Regions from separate parts of the Homo sapiens genome. Here region 2 is linked to region 1. Evidence: chromatin contacts called from ENCODE Hi-C or POLR2A ChIA-PET data. All regions are on one chromosome and are shown on one strand. The core of a region is the stretch at or near the end of the contact, and the rest is flanking DNA. Distances in the headings are between cores, read along the strand shown.

Region 1 (7,111 bases), core at 2,402-4,901:
AGGATCCCCTGAGCCTGGGGTCCAGGCTGCAGTGAGCCAAGATCACACCACTGTGCTCCAGCCTGGGTGACAGAGTGAAACCCTGTCTCAAAAAAAATAAAAATAAAAAAATAAATAAAAAATTTTAAAAAGATATGGTTAGAGTATATTGCCTTTCCCAAACTTATTTGACCACAAGATCTTTTTTTATTTATCTGTAAGATTTTTTTTTTTTTTGAGACAGTCTTGCTCTGTCGCCCAGGCTGGAGTGCAGTGGCGCAATCTCGGCTCACTGCAAGCTCTGCCTCCCAGGTTCATGCCATTCTCCTGCCTCAGCCTCCCAAAGTGCTGGGATTACAGGTGTGAGCCACCGCACCCAGCCTGGTAAGATTTATTTTTAACAGCTTCAGTAAGGTATAATTGGCATTCACTTGCACATACTTTAAGTGTACAATTTAATATTTTGACATATGTACACACCCACAAAACCATCCCCACAATCAAGAAAGCAAACATAGCCATCACCCCAACCATTTCCTCATGCCCTTTCTCATCCCCCCTCCCACTAGTCTATCCCCAGGCGACTACCAACTATCACTATAGATTTGTTTGTATTTCGTGGAATTTTACACAAATGAAATTGTACAGTGTACATTCTTTCTGTCTGGCTTCGTTCACTCCACATGACTATTTGAGATTCATCTAGGTCGGGTGCGGTGGCTCAGCCTGTAATCCCAGCACTCTGGGAGGCTGAGGCGGGTGAATCACCTGAGGTCAGGAGTTCAAGACCAGCTTGGCCAACCTGGTGAAACCCCGTCTCTACTAAAAATATAAACATTAGCTGGGCATGGTGGCAGGTGCCTGTAGTCCCAGCTACTCGGGAGGCTGAGGCAGGAGAATCACTTGAACCTGGGAGGCGGAGGTTGCAGTGAGCTGAGATCATGCCAGTGCACTCCAGCCTGGAGAACAGAGTGAGACTCTGTCTCCAAAAAAAAAAAAAAAAAAAAAGGAGAGAGAGAAAGAGAAAGAAATTCATGTATTGTGTGTATCAACATGTTGTTCTTTTGGTTGCTCAGTAATATTTCCATTCTATGGATATACCATAATATACCACTTTTTTTTTTTTTTTTTTTTTGACATGGAGTCTCACCCTGTTGCCCAGGCTGGAGTGCAGGGGTGTGATCTTGGGTCACTGCAACCTCCACCTCCTGGGTTCAAGTGATCCTCCCACCTCAGCCTCCTGAGTGGCTGGGATTACAGGCACGTACCACCACGCCCAGCTAATTTTTGTGTTTTTAGTAGAGACAGGGTTTCACCATGTTGGCCAGGCTGGTCCTGAACTCCTAATCTCGTGTGATCCACCCACTTAGGCCTTTATTATTTTTTTTCAAGAGACAGAGTCTCACTCTGTCGCCCAGGCTGGAGTGCAGTGGTGTGATCATGGCTTACTGCAACCTCCACCTCCTGGGTTCAAGTGATTCTCGTCCCTCAACCTCCCAAATAGCTGGGATTACAGACATGAGCCACCATGCGTAGCTAATTTTGTGTAGAGACAGAATTTCTCCATGTTGGCCAGGCTGGTCATGAATTCCTGACTTCAAGTGATCCACCTGCCCCTCAGCCTCCCAAAATTCTGGGATTGCAGGTGTGAACCACCACACCTGGCCAAAACCTCCTCTTTTTAAGGAGGCTCATGAAGGATTCTTGTTCTTTGAAGTATCCCTTGGAAAATCCCATTAAGGCTGAGCATGGTGACTGATGCCTGTAATCCCAGCACTTTGGGAGGCTGAGGCAGGAGGAATGCTTGAGCCCAGGAGTTCAAGACCAGCCTGAGCAACATAGTGAGACCTCATCTCTACCAAAAATTAAAAAATATCAGCCAGGCGTGGTGACAGGTATTTGTAGTCCCAGCTACTTGGGAGGCTGAAGCAGGGGGATCCCTTGAGCTCAGGAGGTCAAGGCTACAATGAGCTGTGTTCTTGCCACTGCACTCCAGCCTGGGTGACAGAGTGAGACTTGTCTCAAAAAAAAAAAAAAATACACACACACACAAAGGAAAACCCTATTTAAAGGGGATCTTCTCAATTTTCCAGGCTCTCATTCCACTCCCATAGGGAAGTGTGGTTCTTTGGGTAGGCCACGCCTTCTCTGGGCTTCAATTTCCTCACCCTTCAAAATGTGGGAGTACCTGTGCTACCTTCTAGGGGCACTAGGAGAATTAAGTAAGATGATGCCTGAAGTGCTGGGACCCTAGTAAGTGTGTAATAACTGGTCTCCAGTTCGCCTGGAGCATTGAGGTTCACCTGGGAACGAGGATGGAGCTCCCCAGCCGTGGTGTCCTTGTCCTTGACAGGGCTCCGGATATCAATCCACCCCCAGTCACCAGGCAGACATGGTGCAGCCAGCAGAGCCTTGCTGCCGCTTGGCCAGCCATGGCCAGCCACTGGGAGGCAAGCACCCCAAGGAGGCAGGTGTCCCACACATCAGGCCACAGGAGGCTCCGCCAGAGCCCAGCCCAGGGGGACATGGGGACAGCTCTCAGGAAGCAATGCCCCCAATGTCCGTCGTGGCTCCAGAGGAAAAGACAGTCAACCCCTTCCTGCCATCCACGCCTGGACCTAAAAAAGCAAAAGGAGGGTAAGTCATCATCCAGTGCCATCCCCTGCCCCCAACAAGGATGCTCTTCTGCTGAGTTTCAGGTGGGGTGAATTCTAGTCCAGACTGCTCCTGACCTGGTAGAGGACCTTGGGCAAGTCATGCTCCGCTGGGTCTCAATTTCCCCATCTGTGTAATGGCTGGAATACCAGAATTCTTGGTTCCGTGAGCCTGTATATATGAGGATGTGGGGACATAAGGAGCCCCCTGAGATGAGAAGGCCAAGGGGATGAGGCTGGGGTGGAACTGAGTGTCCTGGGGGCTGAGAGGGGAGGGCAGGGGGGCAAACCTTCAGCTGAGCGCTTCCCCCACCTGGGGGTTTCTCTTCTATTCAGGGGTGAGGCTGTGGAGACCCACCCAGCACCGGGGCCTCTTCCTCCACCAGTAAGTAGGGCCATAGGGGGAACGGGGACGAGCTGTGTAGGAGAAAGGCAGGGGGGATCAGGAGGAGGAAGAGGGCAGAAGCGGATGTGGCACGTCAAACCCCTATTTGGAGTCAAACCAAGGAAGGTGTGTGTGGCTGTGTGTTAAAGTGCACATGGATGTGCACACGTGTGTGTGTGTGCCTGTGCCTGTGTGTATGCATGTGTGTGTATTCTGGGTGGGCATCAAGAATGCTCTTACACTCTGGAGCCCTTGGGTTCATCCCAGGTGGTGGCTTGTTCCACATCAGCATGGATTTCTTCCACCCATTTGCCCTCGGCCACAGCCACACAATCCAAAGCATCCCTGAACACCTGGGAGGCTTCCCCGACCCCTCCCAGCCATCCTTCCCTCCCCAAGCTCTGCCACTTCCTAGTTCTTTGACCTGACCAGGCAACCTGCAAATACACAGTCACTAGCATGCATGCCCTGCCAGCATCTGCCCTGTCTCATCCTGTTCTGTTCATTGGCAAAACCCCACCCTGGCTAAACTCACTCAGCCTTGTACCCATGTTGAGCAGCTTAATGCGGTTGGAGAACATCCTGTCTTATTGATGGGTTTCACTTTCAAGCATTAACCACTCATGTCAGATGCTGCCTGCAAGTCTCACTTTTCCTTGGCCACACCGCCCTCCCTCCGCTCCAGGTCATCATTTCACAACAGCATCCCCCACGCCCCTCATCTCACTCATGTGTCACTGACAAACAGAAGCATCAGATGAGAAGAAGCATCCCCAAACCCACCACCCTCCCTGCCTTGATTTGGCTGCAATGGGAGCTGTGAAGATGGGCCCCTGCTCCCATGGCTGTCTCCCCATTTATTCATTAGCTCTCGTCCCCTCCCCCCACCACATGATCCCTCTCTGCGTTACTACAGGACGATTCCATCAGCATACAAACATGGCTCAGCCTCCACAATATCAAAAGCTGCCTTTCTTTCTTTCTTTCCTTTTTTTTGAGACAGAGTCTCTGTTGCCCAGGCTGGAGTGCAGTGGTGTGATCACGGCTCACTGCAACCTCCACCTCCCGGGTTCAAGCTAGTCTCAGCCTCCTGAGTAGCTGGGACTACAGGCGTGTACAAACATACCTGGCGTCAAAAGCCGTCTTTCCTTGCTCCCCTTTGCAGCCCCATCCCTCAATAATTGTCCCCCTCACCTCCTCCGCTTGTCTTTTCTCAACACATCCCCATATGAGAGCTTTTATCGGGGTCTCCATAATCTCCATCTGGCTTATCAAATGGAAGAGCTCTGTCCTTACAGAGCCCACCTCGCAACAGCAGAAGACACAGTGGCTCCCTCTCTCCTCAATGCTGCCTTCTCCAGGCTCCATGACAGCCCTACCTTGGTTCTCCTCCCATGTCACTAGCAACTCCTTCCCAGTCTCCCTCCCTAGTTCCTCCTCATCTTCTCCACCCTCGGGGCTCCACCCTCTGGTCTCCCATCTCCATTCTCTCCCTGGATGATCTCATTCAGTCCCTCTGATGATTCCCAAATCCATATCTTCAGGCGAGACTTTGCCTTTTTCTTTTTTTGAATTGACAGAGTCTCTGTTGCCCAGGCTGAAGTGCAGTGGCGCAATCTCAGCTCACTGCAACCTCTGTCTCTGAGGTTCAAGCAATTCTCTTGCCTCAGCCTCCCGAGTAGGTGGGATTACAGGCAAGCACCACCTCACCCGGTTAATTTTTGTATTTTTAGTAAAGATGGGGTTTCACCATATTGGTCAGGCTGCTCTCGAACTCCTTACCTCCGGTGATCCGCCCGCCTCAGCCTCCCAAACTGCTGGGATCACAGGCGTGAGCCACCATGCCCAGCCATAGACCTTGCCTTTAAATTCCATGTTCATATATCCAATGGCCTACTTGAATTCCCTCTGGCTGGCTAATTCACTTCTCAAACATGACCACAGCAGTCTTCTTCAGCCCAGCAAATGACACTGCCTTTCTCACCCAAGGGGCTCATGCAACCCAGCTCAAAATCACCTCTGATTCCTCCTTTTCCCTCTATAATCCTTTCACGTGTCAACAAGCCCTGTTTAGTGCTACCTACAAAATAAATCCTGAATCCGTCCCTTCCTTCCACTCCCTCTTTCATTACCCTAGTCCAAGCCTCATCTTCTTAGAATAAGATCCAAAATCTTCACCAAGAGCCATAAAGCCCTATGTCTAGCCACTCTGGTCTAACCTCCAGCCCTTGGATATGCTAAGCCTAGTCTCACCCCAGGGCCTTTGAATGTTCCTGTGCCTGAACTCCTCTTCATAGACAGTCTTACGGCTCTCTTGAGTCATTCACTTTCAATTTCGACATCAGTTTTTCCACAAGGCCTTCCCTGGCCAGCCATCTCAAGGAGCCTGTCAGCCACACTCAGCCTATCACATTGTCCTGTTTTATTGTCTTTGTAGTACTTTCTCCCTCCGACATTATCTTTAAGTTGTCAACCTATTCATTATCTAGAACGCAAGCTCCCTGAGGGCAGCCTTGCTAGTTGACTTACTCCTCTATGCTTTGTGCCTCAAACAATGCCCAGCACGTGGTAGGTACTCAACAGGAATGTGTTGAATAAATGAATGGATGGGAATAAGATGAGGTACCTCTCCAGACTAGTGAGAAGTCAGATGAGAAATAAGAACTAGGCCGGATGCAGTGGCTTATCCCTGTAATCCAAGCACTTTGGGAGGCCGAGGCAAGTGGATCACCTGAGGTCAGGGGTTCAAGACCAGCCTGGCCAAAATACAAAAATTAGTGGGGCATGGTGGCGTGCACCTGTTGTCCCAGCTACTTTGGAGGCTGAGGCAGGAGAGTCACTTGAACCCGTGAGGCAGAGGATGCAGTGAGCCAAGATAGCGGCACTGCACTTCAGCCTGAGAAACAGAGCAAGCCTCTGTCTTGGAAAAAAAAAAAAGAGAGGGTATGGTGGCTCATGCTTGTAATCCCAGCACTTTGGGAGGCTGAGGCGGGAGGATCATGAGGTCAGGAGATCGAGACCATCCTGGCTAACAAGGTGAAACCGCTTCTCTACTAAAAATACAAAAAAATTAGCTGGGCATGGTGGCGGGCACCTGTAGTCCCAGCTACTTGGGAGGCTGAGGCAGGAGAATGGCATGAACCCAGGAGGCAGAGCTTCCAGTGAGCCGAGATCACGCCACTGCACTCCGGCCTGGGCGACAGAGCGAGACTCCATCTCAAAAAAAATAAAAATAAAAAAAAGAGAGAGAGAAATAAGAACTATTCCTTGCCTGTGTGTTTCTGCCTTTTACCCCATCCCTACCCCATGCAAAGCGTGGGCTGGATACTGTGGGGGAGAAGAGGAGAGGGCACAATTTAGCTCTGCAAGTACATACTGAGTGTCTGTGGCATACCAGGCCCAGTGCTTGGAGAGAAAGGACAAGGAAAGCCGGGGAGGGCCCCTGCTCCCTGCTCTGGAGGATGCAGCTGAGCTGGTGGCACCACAAGAGATGAGAGGTCCTGGACAGGAAGTCCTGCAGGCACTCAGAGGAGCCCTGGGGCCAGCAGGTAGCTTTCTGGAGAGGGAGGACTGATATTAGGCCATACAGAGGGAATGGAATACAGACAGAGCCAGGGAGTAGAAAGGGCGCCCAGGGCCAGGTGCAGTGAGTGGCTCACGCCTGTAATCCCAACACTTTAGGAGGCTGAGGTGGGCGGATCACCTGAGGTCAGTAGTTCAAGACCAACCAGGTCAACATGGTGAAACCCCATCTCTATTAAAAACACAAAAAATGGCCGGGCACGGTGACTCATGCCTGTAATCCCAGCACTTTGGGAGGCCGAGGTGGGCGGATCACCTGAGGTCAGGAGTTCGAGACCAGCTTGGCCAACATGGGGAAAAAAAACCCCGTCTCTACTAAAAATACAAAAAAATTAGCCAGGCGTGGTGGCAGGTGCCTGTAATCCCAGCTATTCAAGAGAGAATCGCTTGAACCTGGGAGGCAGAGGTTGCAGTGAGCCAAGATCGTGCCATCGCACTCCAGCCTGGGGAACAAGAGCGAGACTTTGTCTCAAAAAAAAAAAAAAAAAGCCCACAAAAAAATTAGCTGGGC
Region 2 (7,111 bases), core at 3,025-5,524, 180 kb after region 1:
TCTGTCCCGCTGAGTGTTTGCCTCTTGATCAGGAACTCCTGCTTCTCCCTGCCTCTAAATGGACCCCAACTGCTCCTGCTCGCCTGATGGTTCCTGCGCCTGTGCCGGCTCCTGCAAATGAAAAGAGTGCACATGCACCTCCTGCAAGAAGAGCTGCTGCTCCTGCTGCCCTGTGGGCTGTGCCAAGTGTGCCCAGGGCTGCATCTGCAAAGGGACGTCGGACAACTGCAGCTGCTGTGCCTGATGCCAGGACAGCCCTGCTCTCAGATGTAAATAGAGCAACCTTATAAACCTGGATTTTTTTGGTACAACCCTGACCCATTTGCTACATCTTTTTTTCTATGAAATATGTGAATGGCAATAAATTCATCTAGACTAAAAAAAAAAAAAAAAAAAAAGGTAATGAAGGGTGAGCATGGTGACTGATGACTGTAATCCCAGCACTTTCAGAGGCCAAGGCAGGCAGATCACTTGAGGCCAGGAGTTTGAGACAAGCCTGGGCAACAAGGCAAAACCGTACCTCTAAAAAAATACAAAAGAAAAAGTCCGGGCATGGTGGCTAATGCCTGTAATCCCAGCACTTTGGGAGGCCAAGGCGGGCGGATCACCCGAGGTCAGGAGTTCAAGACCAGCCTGGCCAACATGGTAGAACCCCGTCTCTACTAAAAATACAAAAATTAGCTGGGTGTGGTGGCAGGCGCCTGTAATCCCAGCTACTTGGGAGGCTGAGGCAGGAGAATCACTTGAACCTGGGAGATGGAGGTTGCAGTGAGCAAAGATCGCGCCATTGCACTCCAGCCTGGGGCACAAGAGCGAGACTTTGTCTCAAACAAACAAACAAAAATACAAAAAAAAAAAAAATTAGCCAGGCGTGCTGATATGCACCTGTAGTCCTAGCTCCCCTCGGGGCTGAGGCAGGAGGATTGCTTGAGCCTGAGGAGGTCGTGGCTGCAGTGAGCTGAGATCACACCACTGCCCTCTAGCCTGGGTGACAGAGTGAGGCCCTGTCTCAAAAAATAAAAGAAAAAGGTAATCAAGGTTAAATGAGACCATAAGCATGGAGCCCTAATCCAGTAGGACTAATGTCCTATTTGTAACAGAGGAAGAGACACCAGACATGTATAAGCACAGAGAAGAGGCCATCTGTAAGCCAGGAAGAGAGGCCCCACCCAGAAACCAACTCTGCTGGCACCTTGATCTTGGACTTCCAGCCTCTAGAACTATGAGAAAATAAATTTCTGTTGTTTAGAGTACCCAGACTGTGGTATTTTTGTTACAGCAGCCTGGGCTGACTCATATAGACCCCAACTTCAGAACTGCCTAGTGCTTTTGTCAAATCTGCAGGCTCACAGACCTACCCAGCCCCTGACACAGAATGTCGGGGTTGGATGTGTGAACCCCAAATATCTGAGACAGGTCACAGTCAATTTAGAAAGTTTATTTTGCCAAGGTTAAGGATGTGCCCGTGACAGCCTCAGGAAATCCTGAGACATATACCCAAGGTGGTCAGGGGTACAGTTTGCATTTAAGTTTTAGGGAGACATGAGACCTCAATCAATATGTGTAAGATGTACATTGGTTTGGTCTGGTAAGACAGGACAGCTTGAAGCAGGGGCTTCCAGGTTAGAAATACATAAGAGACAAGGCCAGGTGCAGTGGCTCATGCCTATAATCCCAGCACTTTGGAAGGCTGAGGTGGGCGGATCATGAGGTCAGGAGATCCAGACCATCCTGGCCAACATGGTGAAACCCCGTCTCTACTAAAATACAACAACAACAAAAATTAGCCGGACATGGTGGGGCATGCCTATAGTCCCAGCTACCTGGGAGGCTGAGGCAGGGGAATCACTTGAACCTCAGAGGCAGAGGTTGCAGTGAGCCGAGATTGTGCCACTGCACTCCAGCCTGGGCGACAGAGTGAGACTCTGTCTCAAAAAAAAAAAAAGTAGATAGGAGACAAAAGATTGCATTCTTTTGAGTCCTTGATCAGCCTTCCACTGAATACATAATTTTATTTATTCAGCTCTGTCACCCAGGCTGGAGTGCAGTGATATGATTCTGCTCACTGCAACCTCCACCTCCCAGGTTCAAGCGATTCTTCTGCCTCAACCTCCAGAGTAGCTGGGATTACAGGCGCCTGCCATCACAGCCAGATAATTTTTGTATTTTTAGTAGAGACAGGGTTCACCATGTTGGCCAGGCTGGTCTTGAACTCCTGACCTCGGGTGATTTGCCCGCCTCAGCCTCCCAAAGTGCTGGGATTACAGGCGTGAGCCACCGCGCCCAGCCATTTTTTTGTATATTTTTAGGGATAAGGTTTTGCCATGTTACCCAGGCTGGTCTCAAACTCCTGACCTCAAGTGGTCCACCAGCTTCAGCCTCCCAAAGTGCTGGGATTACAGGCGTGAGCCACCGCACATGGCCCCAAGAGGACTTTACATCTTCTCTGGGTTGCAGATTAACAGGCACGTTCATTCTGCCAAGTTGCTTCATTTTCTCACACGCTCACTGAGCCCTCCACGAGCCAAAGATGGGTGGATGTGAAGTCTGGAAATCCAGAAATAATTCAGATCAGAGCCCTGCCACTGAGTGACTCCTGGCCCATGGAGAGAGCTCTGGACAGCTGTGAATCTCCCTGACTGGGCAGATGTGACAGCTGCAGGAATGGGAACCATGTGACCTGGGAGTATGGGCAAAGGATTCCACCTGCAGAATCCTGTAGGAATGGTTATTCATCTGGTTTTTCTGCCTAGCCACAGCGTGAGCAAGTTGAGAGAAAGCACCTTGTCTTACACATCCTCATCCCCTCTCTTAGACATAATGGGCCTTAAAAATCTGTGAGTTCGTAGTCCTCTGGCTGCTTTCTGCTTCCCTAGGAACAGCCCTCCTAGTGGCTAGGGGCAAAGTTTTAAAAACACAAAACCCAAACTGGCAGAACAGATAAGTACTTTAGAGTCAGGTAAGTGTGGGTTCTTTTTTTTTTTTTTTTTTTTTTTTTGACAGGGCCTAGCTCTGTCACTCAGGCTGAAGTGCAGTGGCATGATCTCGGCTCACTGCAACCTCCATTTCCCGGGCTCAAGCAATCCTCTCATCTCAGCCTCCAAGTAGCTGGGACTACAGGCGTGCACTACTGTGCCCGGCTAATTTTTGTATTTTTTTTTTTGTAGAGGCAGGGTCTTACTATGTTGCCCAGGTTGGTCTCAAACTCCTGAGCTTAAGCAATCTGCCCGCCTCAGCTTCCCAAAGTGCTGGGATTACAGGCGTGAGCCACCACACCCAGCCAGCTGTGGGTTCTGAGTCGGTTTCACACTGACTAGCTGTGCGGTGTGACCTCAGACAAGTCACGTTATGTTTCTGAGAGTCTTCGTCAGTACAAGAGGGTAATACTATTTACACAGGTTTGTTTATAGAATTAAATCAGGTGACCCCTGTAAAGTCCCCACTGTCTGGCACTTGGGTGGCCTTAGGTAAAGCTTAACTCCTAAATTATTCCTTTCAAAACAGTGATTTGCCCTACTTGAAGGCATTGCGGAAAGATAATGGTAAAAATTAAATGTAATAGACAAACTCTCAGTAATGACCCACCTGCACTCTTTCCAACCAGTGGGCATTTACTGAGCACCCACCTTCTGGGTAACAGGCCTGGTGTCCAGTGCTGGAACGGTGGAGAGGAGCTCAGAGTTTCAGAGCTGAAAAGTCAGCTCCAGGAGAGCAGGGACTTCTTGTTGGCCACTGTATTCCCAGCTAGGTGCTCAGTATTTGTTGAATGAATGAATGAATGAAAAATACAATCCAGCGGGCCTCTGACTCATTTTTTAAAACTTGAGCCAAGTCCCTTGACCTCTCTGAGCTGGTGTGTGTCCCCATCAGTGAAGCCAGAGATGTTTAAGTCATCTAGAGGTCCTGCCAAGCAGGATTAATAGAGCAATAATATTAATAATAGCAACAATCATAACTAAACATATGGAGCACTGCTATGGAGGGAATAACATGTTACGTCCACGTTATAGAAGAGGAAACTGAGACACAGAGAAGCATGAAAGGCTCCTGGAGGGGGGGTTTCATGATGTTTTGGAAGAAAGACTAGGGATCGGACGGAGTCATAGAGAAGAGGATCCACAACCCAGAGGAAAAGGCCTAGTCCAGAGCCACCGCGCGGCGCAGGCTGCGGACGTTGTAGGAGGGACGAACGCCTCCCGGAACCCGCCCAACCCAACCTCCGGCGTCTCCATGGCAACAACCTCCGCACATGCGCCGCGCGCACCTGCGCCGGAGCTGCCAGCACGCGCAGAAGGCGGACGCAGGCGGGGCGGAAGTGGGCCCGGCGGGCTGGGGCGGCGGGAGTGCGGGTGGGCGTTTAAAGGGGCCTTCGGCACCCAGGTCGGTTCGCCGCCGGGACTGCTGACGGGGAGGGCTAGGTAGCCCTGGGAGTCGGGATCTAGAAGGTAGAGGAGAAGCGGGGCTGTCTGACCCCCGGAGGTGACAAGGGGAGAGGGGCTGTGTGAATACCCTCCATGGGCAGTAATGGGATGACTATCCCCAGGGAGCATTGCGAAGGAGAGAGGCGGCTGAGGGACTGCACTTTCTGGGGCCCCCCGGGAGAGTCAGAGGGCAGTTAAGAGGGATCACAGGCCCGGCTTGGTACTGTCACTCCCCTTCCCACTCCCTGCTCTCAGCATTCTGTCACCTCCCTACCCCGTCGCGGTGCCCAGCCATGGCCAGACCTCCCGTGCCCGGTTCGGTGGTTGTCCCAAACTGGCACGAGAGTGCCGAGGGCAAGGAGTACCTGGCTTGCATTCTGCGCAAGAACCGCCGGCGGGTGTTTGGTAAGTGCCTCCCCCTTTCCTCTAGCCCGCCACTTGTCTTTCCCTGGGGAGAAGAGTGTCACCTGTTGCTCCCTGAGGAGAGCAGAGAGGCAGGGCAGTGAGGGCCTGCTCCACTGCAGTCTTCAGCAGTCTTCAGCCTGGGGGACTGAAAGCCCTAGCTCTGGGACCCCCACACCTAAATCTCCTTAGAGCTAATTCCATCGTCAGAGCCAGGAACATGGAAACAGCAGAAACCTTGCCAGCAACCACTGTCACCAGAGATGCAGTTGATTGAGCACTCCCCTGGTGCCAGGCCCTCTGTTGGGCACGTTACACAGTGCACGCCCATTTAACCTCTCAACAGCACATGGTACAGACTTGGCTAAGATCACACCCCAATAAATAGAGGTGAGCCTCTTCCATGTCCTGCTGTCTCTGGGATGAGACGCTGGTGTTCCCCATGGTGAAACTGACTCACCCAGGCAGGGCCCAGCTGTCAGGCCGGCAGAGGTGCCTGGAATCAGCTGTGGAGCCCAGCTCTGGCCAGGAGAAGCAAGGTGCCAGAAGACTTAAGACCAGAGAGTGAGATAGCTAGAACCAAAATTTGTGAATAAGTCAACTGTTTGTTTGTTTTTTTAAAAGAAATTATATTAAATTCAAAAAATGACCCTCTAGAAGGCTGGGCGCAGTGGCCTGTAATCCCAGCACTTTGGGAGGCCGAGGTGGGCAAATCACCTGAGGTCAGGAGTTCAAGACCAGCCTGGCCAACATGGCGAAACCCCATCTTTACTAAAAATACAAAAATTAGCCGGACGTGGTGGCGGGCACCTGTAATCCCAGCTACTTGGGAGGCTGAGGCAGGAGAATCGCTTGAACACAGAAGGCAGAGGTTGCAGCAACCCTAGATCGAGCCATTGCATTCCATCCTGGGTGACAAGAGTGAAACTCCGTCTCAAAAAAAAAAAAAAAAAAAAGACCCTCTAATATGGCCACTGTCCCTCTAATCCCATGATGGCTGGCAACACTGTATTTGGGGTCACACATACCCAGGCAAGTGACCCAGGCTCCACCACTGCTAGCTGTATGGCTGGGAATAAGTGAACTCTAGCCTCAAGTCCCACCTCTGTAAAATGGGGATAATCACAGTATTTACCCCATAGAGTTACTGGGGAAATTAATAAGGAGGGTGTTTGTAACATACCAAGCAGGTTCTGGCATGCAGTGGGTGTTCACTGAAGGTTGGCTGTTATTGTATTTATTTTGCATTTAGTTGTGTTGAGTGGAAGAGAATTGAGTGAAGGTTGAGCTGATTTTCTGGGAACATCATAGAATCCACTGACCATATTATCTATGCCACAGATAGGATTAAGCAGCCATAACTTAGAGGAATGGCAGTGATGGCTTTTAATTTTTGTGTTTTTACTTTAACTGCAGACATTTGGGTTTTTTTTTAACAGCTGGGTTTATGCACCTGAATGTATCATTCAGTGGTTGTCATGCAGGCCCCACAACAAACGCTGAGAGCAGCTAGTAAATAAATATCAACAGACTGACTATAATGCTTAGGCTAGTCTCTTTGTATCCCAGACTTCTGTAAAATTAGGTTGAGTATTAAGAGCCACAGATGAGGCCGGGCACGGTGGCTCACGCCTGTAATCCCAGCACTTTGGGAGGCTGAGGCAGGCAGATCACCTGAGGTTGGGAGTTCGAGACCAGCCTGACCAACATGGAGAAACCCCATCTCTAAAAATACAAAATTAGCCAGGCATGGTGGCGCATGCCTATAATCCCAGCTACTCGGGAGGCTGAGGCAGGAGAATCACTTGAACCCGGGAGGCGGAAGTTGCAGTGAGATCACACCATTGCACTCCAGCCTGGGCAACAAAAGCGAAACTCCGTCTCAAAAAAAAACAAAAAAGAACCACAGATGGTTGGTTAGCCCTGAAGAAGCCATTAGAAATGAGGTTGTCCTTGGCTGTATGTGGTGGCTCATGCCTTGTAGTCCCAGCACTTTCGGAGGCCAAGGTGGGAGGATTGCTTGAGCCCAGGAGCTCAAGACCAGCCTGAGCAACATAGTGAGACCCCATCCGTATTAAAAATAGAAGGTAAAGAAAAAAAGTAAAAATAAATAAGTGAGACTGTCCAGCCCAGGATCTGATGGGGCAAGTGCAGGATTTACCCGCGTCTTAGTCCATTTTATGCTGCTACAACAGAATACCACACTCTAAGTTATTTATTTATTTATTTTTTGAGACAAAGTCTCGCTCTGTCGCCCAGGCTGGAGTGCAGTGGTGTGATCTCGGCTT

The links. A loop is a pair of places that touch in the nucleus more often than their neighbours do. ChIA-PET counts read pairs that join two places held with the same protein, here RNA polymerase II (POLR2A). Pooled maps may share reads with other maps.
Region 2: a loop to region 1 is called in a pooled map, with 3 times the contacts of the local background. The contact joins the promoter of CPLANE2 here to the enhancer-like site in region 1. A Hi-C loop is called at or near these places in 2 of 50 pooled maps. POLR2A ChIA-PET finds 5 or more read pairs at or near these places in 3 of 52 experiments (WTC11, activated CD4-positive, alpha-beta T cell and activated CD8-positive, alpha-beta memory T cell).

Annotation. Positions count from the first base shown.
Region 1 is chr1:16,417,416-16,424,526 of GRCh38, reverse strand. SPATA21 (spermatogenesis associated 21) reads left to right here. Exons shown (of 13, transcript NM_198546.1): 4 at 2,556-2,616; 5 at 2,970-3,018. Among named protein-coding and RNA genes, the nearest start is that of SPATA21, 16 kb to the left of the region's middle. Within about 2 kb of position 3,651, at least 5 of the 41 ENCODE cell types and tissues checked have a DNase peak (open chromatin) inside an H3K27ac peak, as active enhancers do.
Region 2 is chr1:16,234,346-16,241,456 of GRCh38, reverse strand. It overlaps CPLANE2 (ciliogenesis and planar polarity effector complex subunit 2), which reads left to right and starts at 4,274. Exons shown (of 5, transcript NM_030907.4): 1 at 4,274-4,826. The coding sequence starts at 4,715. It also overlaps the pseudogene MT1XP1. RefSeq lists a silencer at 4,217-4,396 and an enhancer at 4,237-4,781.